3 separate regions of the Homo sapiens genome follow, and all the other regions are linked to region 1. Evidence: chromatin contacts called from ENCODE Hi-C or POLR2A ChIA-PET data. All regions are on one chromosome and are shown on one strand. The core of a region is the stretch at or near the end of the contact, and the rest is flanking DNA. Distances in the headings are between cores, read along the strand shown. Region 1 holds the start of SNHG25 (small nucleolar RNA host gene 25). Region 2 overlaps PECAM1 (platelet and endothelial cell adhesion molecule 1). Region 3 overlaps PECAM1 (platelet and endothelial cell adhesion molecule 1).

What was found. Hi-C counts contacts between places; a loop is a spot of excess contacts on that map. ChIA-PET counts read pairs that join two places held with the same protein, here RNA polymerase II (POLR2A). Pooled maps may share reads with other maps.
Region 2: a pooled map shows a loop between it and region 1 (4-fold over the local background). The contact joins the enhancer-like site here to the promoter of SNHG25 in region 1. A Hi-C loop is called at or near these places in 2 of 50 pooled maps. POLR2A ChIA-PET finds 5 or more read pairs at or near these places in 9 of 52 experiments (CD4-positive, alpha-beta T cell, HCT116, WTC11 and 4 more).
Region 3: POLR2A ChIA-PET joins it to region 1 with 21 read pairs in PC-9. The contact joins the enhancer-like site here to the promoter of SNHG25 in region 1. POLR2A ChIA-PET finds 5 or more read pairs at or near these places in 2 of 52 experiments (PC-9 and activated CD4-positive, alpha-beta T cell).

What each region holds. Positions count from the first base shown.
Region 1 is chr17:64,144,695-64,147,394 of GRCh38, reverse strand. It overlaps SNHG25 (small nucleolar RNA host gene 25), which reads right to left and starts at 1,425. Exons shown (of 2, transcript NR_132278.1): 1 at 1,395-1,425; 2 at 1,086-1,165. It overlaps SNORD104 (small nucleolar RNA, C/D box 104), which reads right to left and starts at 1,317; the gene lies at 1,238-1,317. It overlaps SNORA50C (small nucleolar RNA, H/ACA box 50C), which reads right to left and starts at 1,056; the gene lies at 924-1,056. It overlaps TEX2 (testis expressed 2), which reads left to right. Exons shown (of 12, transcript NM_001288732.2): 12 at 1-168. RefSeq lists enhancers at 997-1,206, 1,184-1,738.
Region 2 is chr17:64,347,000-64,349,699 of GRCh38, reverse strand. It overlaps PECAM1 (platelet and endothelial cell adhesion molecule 1), which reads left to right. Exons shown (of 16, transcript NM_000442.5): 13 at 1,378-1,440. Among named protein-coding and RNA genes, the nearest start is that of PECAM1, 43 kb to the left of the region's middle. Within about 2 kb of position 1,404, at least 8 of the 41 ENCODE cell types and tissues checked have a DNase peak (open chromatin) inside an H3K27ac peak, as active enhancers do; they include CD4-positive, alpha-beta T cell, where a contact is called at or near this core.
Region 3 is chr17:64,376,533-64,379,232 of GRCh38, reverse strand. It overlaps PECAM1 (platelet and endothelial cell adhesion molecule 1), which reads left to right. Exons shown (of 16, transcript NM_000442.5): 3 at 1,116-1,409. Among named protein-coding and RNA genes, the nearest start is that of PECAM1, 13 kb to the left of the region's middle. Within about 2 kb of position 1,317, at least 3 of the 41 ENCODE cell types and tissues checked have a DNase peak (open chromatin) inside an H3K27ac peak, as active enhancers do; they include PC-9, where a contact is called at or near this core.

The DNA.
Region 1 (2,700 bases), core at 176-2,675:
AGGGGCACAATAAAATGAGTACAGAGCACCGGGGCCCTCACCTGGCAATCGCAGCTTTCATTTACTGCGTTGATCACTGCCCAGTCCTAAGGCTACAAAGCCATCCTCACTACATCCTTCAAACTATGTGCCATTATCTTCAGCCCACATTTAAAGAATCCAGTGAAAGTTCGTAACTGAGGGGGTAGGGCAGTGGTGCTCCTGGGCTGCAGTTTACACCCTTCATTGTCTAGTATAATGTTAATTCGGGACACCTTCATTCATCGAATGTCCATGTAGTGAACGCATACGTGCATCCTTGCCCACCATTGCTGCCCTGTACTCAGAACTGATGCACCTTTCACTGGAGCCCTTGTGGAAGATCTTTTACCAATCACTGAATCTGGACTGTGTAACTAGGTGTCTATGTTGTCCCCAACCATATATAAAATCTAATTCACCTTCACAACCGCCCTATAATTTTGAACTGTTTAGGAGTGACAGATTAACCTGCCCAAAGCTTTAGTCCCATGCTTGTCAGTACTCCTGCATGGTTATTTGTAAACAGGTCGATTACCCTTTAGTCAGGAGTTAACTCAATGCAGTTCCACACCGAATCTGTTTATGTCAAGTACACAACAGCCCTGCAGACGCCATTCCACGCTGCCTTCAACTAAATCTGCGCGTCTGATGGCAGACGCGACAGCCTGGGACTTATGTCGAACTCACGGCGAAGGCACAGCGCGCGCGATACACTCAGGGAAGGCTGGGCTGGGGAACGTATGGGAGCAGAGGGGCACTCCTTACGCATCAAGAGTCCGCGTATCCCCGTCAGCCACCGCCCCCCTAACACGCCATTCCAGCCTTGGTATTACGGATTGAGGCCTGTCGTGGCAAAACAGCTGGAAAATTGCCCAGCCTAGCAGCCGGACAGTCAGGTTACTTCTTGTCGCTCGCGGTTAAAAAGGCCGCCCGCGGGAGGCCAGGCGGCCCCAGTTATGCGCAAGCACATGCTCTAGCGCTGCAGATTGACCCCCGGCGCCACGAGGAAGCTCGGCGGGGGCTCAAAGACAGCGCGTCGCCAACGACACACACCGACACCAGGGTTGGGTTCAAACCACTTTATTGACGGGAATGGGGTGGCAAAGCAGCAAGGACGATGACATCCGACGTCCTCGGCTGGGAGCTACAAGAACGAGAGTGATAGATCAGCGGGTGTGCGCGCGCCCGCCCGCCAGCCCCCTCCCAGCTCCGCTCGGGCAGGCTCAGACTCCAGTTCGCATCACCCGCGTCAGCAGTCTAACACGTGCTTTAATTGGAATGTCATCACAGCAGGCCGGCCCCCCTACGCCTCCCTGCTCCCGAGCCACGACCTCCGGGGCCCACCCAGCCAGACGACCCGCCAGGAATACAACCTGACCTCCCGGAACCTGCAGGCGCTGAAAGACAGGGGAGCGTCGATGGCGTTCTTTTAAAGGAGCAGACCAGCGCTGATGGGCGGGCTTTACTGCCATTAACCAATAGCAAGTTCACCTTGCGACCACGTGCGCGTAAAGTTGTCTGGTGACTGGTAGTCCTTGCTGAGTCCTCCAGAGGATAGATGGGTCACATACCAACCATAGAGATGGGAGTCGCTCAGTCTCAAATCCATTTGCGTTTCAGCGACTCCACCGCCAGCTGGTAATGAGCGCATCTCTCCGCAGTACGCAAAAGAAAACTTCACCAAGAGCAGGCGACGATGATGCCTAACTTGGATGACATGTTCTGTGCCAGGAGCTAGGATAGGAGTTGAGAATGGAAAGTTAAAAACTGTCCCCAAGTGCAAAATAACCTGTCGTGGTAGAAAGAGCTTGTATTGAAAATGGACCGATCTGCACCACATCCTGACTTTGTGATGCGTTCGCTCTGTGACCTTGCTCAGTTAACCTTTCTGAGATTCAGTTTCTGGAAATTAGGAATACCCCCCCGCCGCCCCCCCCCAACACACACACACCGCGAAAAAAAAAAATTGTAAGGATTCGGTGAATTAATGCCAATTGCCTGGCACATTCTAAGTGGTAAACAAAGGTATTTAAAGGGCAGAGTGATGTGAAAAACTTCCTGGGATTGCAAAACTTTAATAAATACTAACATAGCGCTATGAACAGCCTACTGTAGAAGCCCAAAGGACAGAAAGCCTGACTTTGGGAAAGCTTCGCAGAGTTGATTGAGCCTGTTCCCCGGACATACAGGTGGATGAATGATAGTTTGCTTAACTGGGGGAGGACACAGTACACCAGCAGTCACAGTCGCCGGTTATCTTTATTGCCTCCCTGTTTTCCTTGGGAATTCTTTTCCTTTTTTTCCTCTTAATACGGAAAATTTATTGTTTTGTGTGTGTGTGTGTATGTGACAGTGAAATCATTTCACCCTATGGGTTTGTAGTTGAATGGGCTCTTATTTTCCTTATTTTCTATATAGACTTTAAATTCAAAAAATTCCTCTTTGGCCGGGCGCGGTGGCTCACGCCTGTAATCCCAGCACTCTGGGAGACGGAGGCGGATGGATCAGGTCAGGAGTTCAAGAACAGCCTGGCCAACATGGCGAAACCCTGTCTCTACTAAAAATACAAAAATTAGCCGGGCGTGGTGGCAGGCCCCTGTAATCCCAGCTACTCAGGAGGTTGAGGCAGGAGAATCGCTTGAACCCGGGAGGCGGAGGTTGCAATGAGCTGAGATCGCG
Region 2 (2,700 bases), core at 155-2,654, 200 kb before region 1:
TTGGCCAGGCTGGTCTCAAACTCCTGACCTTGTTATCTGCCCACCTTGGCCTCCCAAAATGCTAGAATTACAGGCGCGAGCCACTGCGCCTGGCTCTTTTTTTTTTTTTTTTGATACAGAGTCTTACTCTGTCACCCAAGCTGGAGTACGGTGGCACAATCTTGGCTCACTGCAGCCTCCGCCTCTCGGGTTCAAGCCATTCTCGTGCCTCAGCCTCCCAAGTAGCTGGGATTACAGGTGTGTGCCACCATGCCCAGCTAATTTTTGTATTTTTAGTATTGGTGGATTTTTACCATGTTGGCCAGACTGATCTCGAACTCCTGACCTCAGGTGATCTGCCCGCCTCAGCCTCCCGAAGTGCTGGGATTACAGGCATGAGCCACCACACCCAGCCTGAAATGTATCTTTGACTGCAGAATCATTGTTTTGGTAGCTGATGAGAATCCCTATTCTTTAGGGCTTTAAAAACAAAACAGTAATGTTATTTTTGACTTGAAGACAAACTACTTTTCTAGCTTTCACCTTAGTACCCTGAGTGATTTCATTCACGTGTATGCCTCACACTCTCCAAGTATTTTTAGGGTAGTGACCCCTGTTCCCCATTTCCCGAAATCCTCTCAGTCTTGGAGGTAGCTTTGTTTGCCTGTGGCTGTGGAGAAGGCTTCCAGCATCTTGAGTGAGACTGAATTGGGAGAACTGCTGGGGCTGATACTGGGCTGTTTTCTGTCTCTACTGACCTGTTCCAAGTCCCCCCACTGTAGAAACAGGGACCTAGGCCAGAGGGTCCCTCCACATCCTGGTAACAGAGGAGTCAGGGAGGAAACCATGGGCCCCGAGGCCCTGTATCTGCCTCTGGGACCAGTGCGGGGTTCGTACTCCCTTCCTCATCCCGAATGGAATTAAGCCTGTGTCTGGCTGCCCCCTCAAAATACAGAATACTTTAATAACCTGAATGAAAATCTAGCCGGGGGCAGTGGCTTATGCCTGTAATCCCAGCACTTTGGGAGGCTGAGGTGGGCGGATCGCTTGAGGTCAGGAGTTCAAAACCAGCCTGGCCAATATGGTGAAACCCTGTCTCTACTAAAAATACAAAAATTAACCCCGTCTCTACTAAAAATACAAAAATTAGCTGGGCATGGTGGTGCACACCTGTAATCCCAGCTACTCAGGAGGCTTAGGCAGGAGAATCACTTGAACCCGGGAGGTGGAGGTTGCAGTGAGCTGAGATCACACCACTGCACTCCAGCCTGGGTGAAAGAGTGAGACTCTGTCTCAAAAAAAAAAAAAAAAAAGAAAAGAAAGTCTCTACTTCTATGATCTGAGGTGCCCACAAGAGATTCCACCTAAACAACAAGCTGCTGTGGTTTCTTTGAGCAGAGCCTCTGAACTCAGACGTGCAGTACACGGAAGTTCAAGTGTCCTCAGCTGAGTCTCACAAAGGTAAGTGCCACTCGAGTGAGTCCCCAGGCATTGCCTTTGGCTTGGGTTTAAACCCCAGTGGTGGCGGGGGTGCTGTGTTCAGTGAGAAGAGTCTGTGCACCCTCAGTCGCTCCAAAGGAAGTGATTAGCAGACCTACCGGCCTGCTAAGACTGGAAGGAGCAAAGGCCCCTGGCCCTGGCCCTGTCTCTGAGCTGTAAAATTTCAATAATTTAAAAGAAAAAAAGAAAAGGCCAGGCACTGTGGCTCACACCTGTAATCCTAGCACTTTGGGAGGCCAAGGCGGGTGGATCACCTGAGATCAGGAGTTCGAGACCAGCCTGACCAACATGATAAAACCCCATCTCTACTAAAAATACAAAAATTAGCCGGCTCTGGTGGCGCACACCTGTAATCCCAGCTACTCAGGAGGCTGAGGCAGGAGAATCACTTGAACCCGGAAGGCAGAGGTGGCAGTGAGCTGAGATTGCGCCACTGCATTCCAGCCTGGGTGACAGAGTGAGACTCCATCTCAAAAAATATATATATATATATAAAATATATAATATATATAATATATAAATATAAATACATATATAATATATATGTTTTCTTTGTGTATAATATATATTTTATAATATTTTATATATTTTTATTTTTTATTTTTATATATTTTATATATAATATTTTTATATTTATATTATTTATATATTTTTTATTTTATATATATATATATATTTTTTTTTTCTTTGTTGAGACGGAGTCTCACTCTGTGCCCAGGCTGGAGTGCAGTTGCGAGATCTCAGCTCACTGCAACCTCTGCCTCCGGGTTAAAGCGATTCTCCTGCCTCAGCCTCCCGAGTAGCTGGGATTACAGGCATGCACCGCCACAGCCGGCTAATTTATTTATTTTTTTTTTGTATTTTTAGTAGAGATGGGATTTCACCATGTTGGCCAGCGTGAACTCGAACTTCTGACTTCAAAAGATCCACCCCCCTCAGCCTCCCAAAGTGCTGGGATTACAGGTGTGAGCCACCACACTCGGCCTCAATAATTTTAAAAATTAATTAAAGAAAAATAGAGACAGGGTTTCGCCATGTTGCCCTGGCTGGTCTCAAATTCCCGGGCTCAAGCAATCTGCCCACTTTTGTCTCCCAAAGTGCTGGGATTACAGGCGAAGCCACCACACCTGGCCATTTTTGATAATTATTAGTTATGATACTACTAATAATAGGTAAGATTTATTGAGCACTTACTAAGTGCCAGGGAATTAGGAAGTACTG
Region 3 (2,700 bases), core at 68-2,567, 230 kb before region 1:
AGAAATGACACAATTGGCCAGTTGACCCACAGCCTAGTTCCTAGCAGAGATTGGATAGCTGATTGAGCATTGTGGCTGTTTTGAGGCTTGACCAGAGATTCCTGCCGTTGGCAGAGGGGAATCTGTAGTCTTTGCTTCTTGGTAGCAGGTGAGGCTGAAAACGCAAGTAGCAGGCTAAAAACTGGTTTCAAGTCCTCACCATCTGGTGAAACCTCAGAGCCCATCAGATAGAAAATGCCAGCTGGGACTGTGCTAATTCGGTAAGGCCTGGGTGGAGAAGGAGGGCCTGGGCACGACCATCTGGTTTCGGAATGGAGGTAGCAGTCATTTATTAAGCACTTAATGTATATCGGGCACTGTACAGGAGACGTTCTGGCTGTTCTCCTGTACATTTCCTGCAAAGACCTAATGAGATATGATTACTCCATCCTACAGGTAAGGAAACTGAGCTCAGAGAGTCTAGCTGCCCAGGGTCACACAGTAAATGATGAGCCAGGACTTGAACACTTGACTGCTTGAATCCTGTACTCCCTCCAGGGGCCAAGATGTGGCAGCTCACAGAATGCCTATATCTTTTTTTTTTTTTGTCTTTTGAGACAGTCTCACTCTGTCGCCCAGGCTGGAGTGCAGTGGTGAGATCTCACCTCACTGCAACCCCCGCCTCCCAGGTTCAAGTGATTCTTGTGCCTCAGCCTCTCAAGTAGCTGGGATTACAGGCCTGCACCACCAAACCTGGCTAATTTTTGTATTTTTAGTAGAGAGGGGGTTTCACCATGTTGGCCAGGCCAGTCTCTAACTGCTGACCTCAGGTGATCCACCCACCTTGGTCTCCCAAAGTGCTGGGATTATAGGCGTGAGCCACCATACCTAGCTCTACATCTTTATCACACTCTGTTCCTTTGCCTTGGTGGGAAAAGTTGCAGCTTAGTACCAACTGCCTCCTGCTTGAGCCACTGTGCACAGTTACTATCAGCCTGGCCCTGTAGGCACGTAGAACCCCTGGACTCAATACTGCATAGGATGGGATAAGACCACATCTGATGTGGTGAAGGTCACCGGGATGATGTTGTTTCTGAGATAACAGGTATGTCTGCCTTCCTTCCCTTTGCATTTAGCTTTCACAATCAACAGTGTTGACATGAAGAGCCTGCCGGACTGGACGGTGCAAAATGGGAAGAACCTGACCCTGCAGTGCTTCGCGGATGTCAGCACCACCTCTCACGTCAAGCCTCAGCACCAGATGCTGTTCTATAAGGATGACGTGCTGTTTTACAACATCTCCTCCATGAAGAGCACAGAGAGTTATTTTATTCCTGAAGTCCGGATCTATGACTCAGGGACATATAAATGTACTGTGATTGTGAACAACAAAGAGAAAACCACTGCAGAGTACCAGGTGTTGGTGGAAGGTGAGTCCTTGGAACTGAGCACAGGCAAGCAGATGGAGCATAGCACACAGTGGCGTGAATAACAGCTGTGAATGAATAGTGACACTGGACTTAACTCTCCACCCATCACCCTCTCATTCATCTGCCTGGCATTTTCCTTACCTGAATACGTAAGCACTAGACATATTCCCAATAGGCCAGGCCCTTCCTTCCTTCCTTCCTTCCTTTCTTTCTTTGATGGAGTCTCACTCTGTCACCCAGTCTGGAGTGCAGTGGTGTGATCTCGGCTCACTGCAACCTCTGCCTCCCAGGTTCAAGCGATTCTCCTGCCTCAGCCTCCCAAGTAATTGGGATTACAGGTGTGTGCCACCACACCTGGCTAATTTTGTATTTTTAGTAGAGATGGGGTTTCACTGTGTTGGTCAGGCTGGTCTCGAACTCCTGACCTCAAGTGATCCACCTGCCTTGGCCTCCCAAAATGCTTCTTCATCTCGTCTCATAAATTAAAATTTCTTCTTCAAGACTCAACTCAATGATGTCTTCTCTTTCCAAAACAAAATGGGTCTACCCCAGGGTGCCAGTCAGTACAGCTCTGATGCTCTCTCTACATTCAATGGTATTTGTGTGTATAAAGGCCACAGCGGTGTGTTAAGACACCTCGTTCTGCAGTCACTCTGCCTGGGTTTCAATCTGGGCAAGTCCCTTAACAGCTCTAAACTTCAAAATCCTCACCAGTAAAAGGAAGATAACAACGATACCCATTTCAGGCAATTATTGAGAGGGTTAAAAGTGTCATGTGGGTAGAGTGCTTAGCAAAATTTCCAGCACCTAGTGAGTTCCTAATAAATAGAAATGTATTTATTTATTTTGAGACAGAGTCTTCCTCTGTCACCCAGGCTAAAGAGCAATGGCGCGACCTTGGCTCACTGCAACCTCTGTCTCCTGGGTTCAAGCGATTCTCCTGTCTCAGCCTCCCAAGCAACTGGGATTACAGGCACGCGCCACTGTGCCTGGCTAATTTTTTGTATTTTTAGTAAGGATGGGGTTTTACCATGTTGGCCAGCCTGGTCTCGAACTCCTAACTTCAAGTGATTTACCCACCTTGGCCTCCCAGAGTGTCAGGATTACAGGTGTGAGCCACCATGCCCGGTCCACAAATATTCTATTTCACTCAGTATTGCCATCCATTCTTACACATCTGTCTGCTCTTCTGGATAGTGAAATTGTAAAGACAGAGATGGTGTTTGGTTTATTCTTATATCTTGAACAATGAATGTGGCTCATAGTAGGCATTCAGTCAATGTTCATGGAA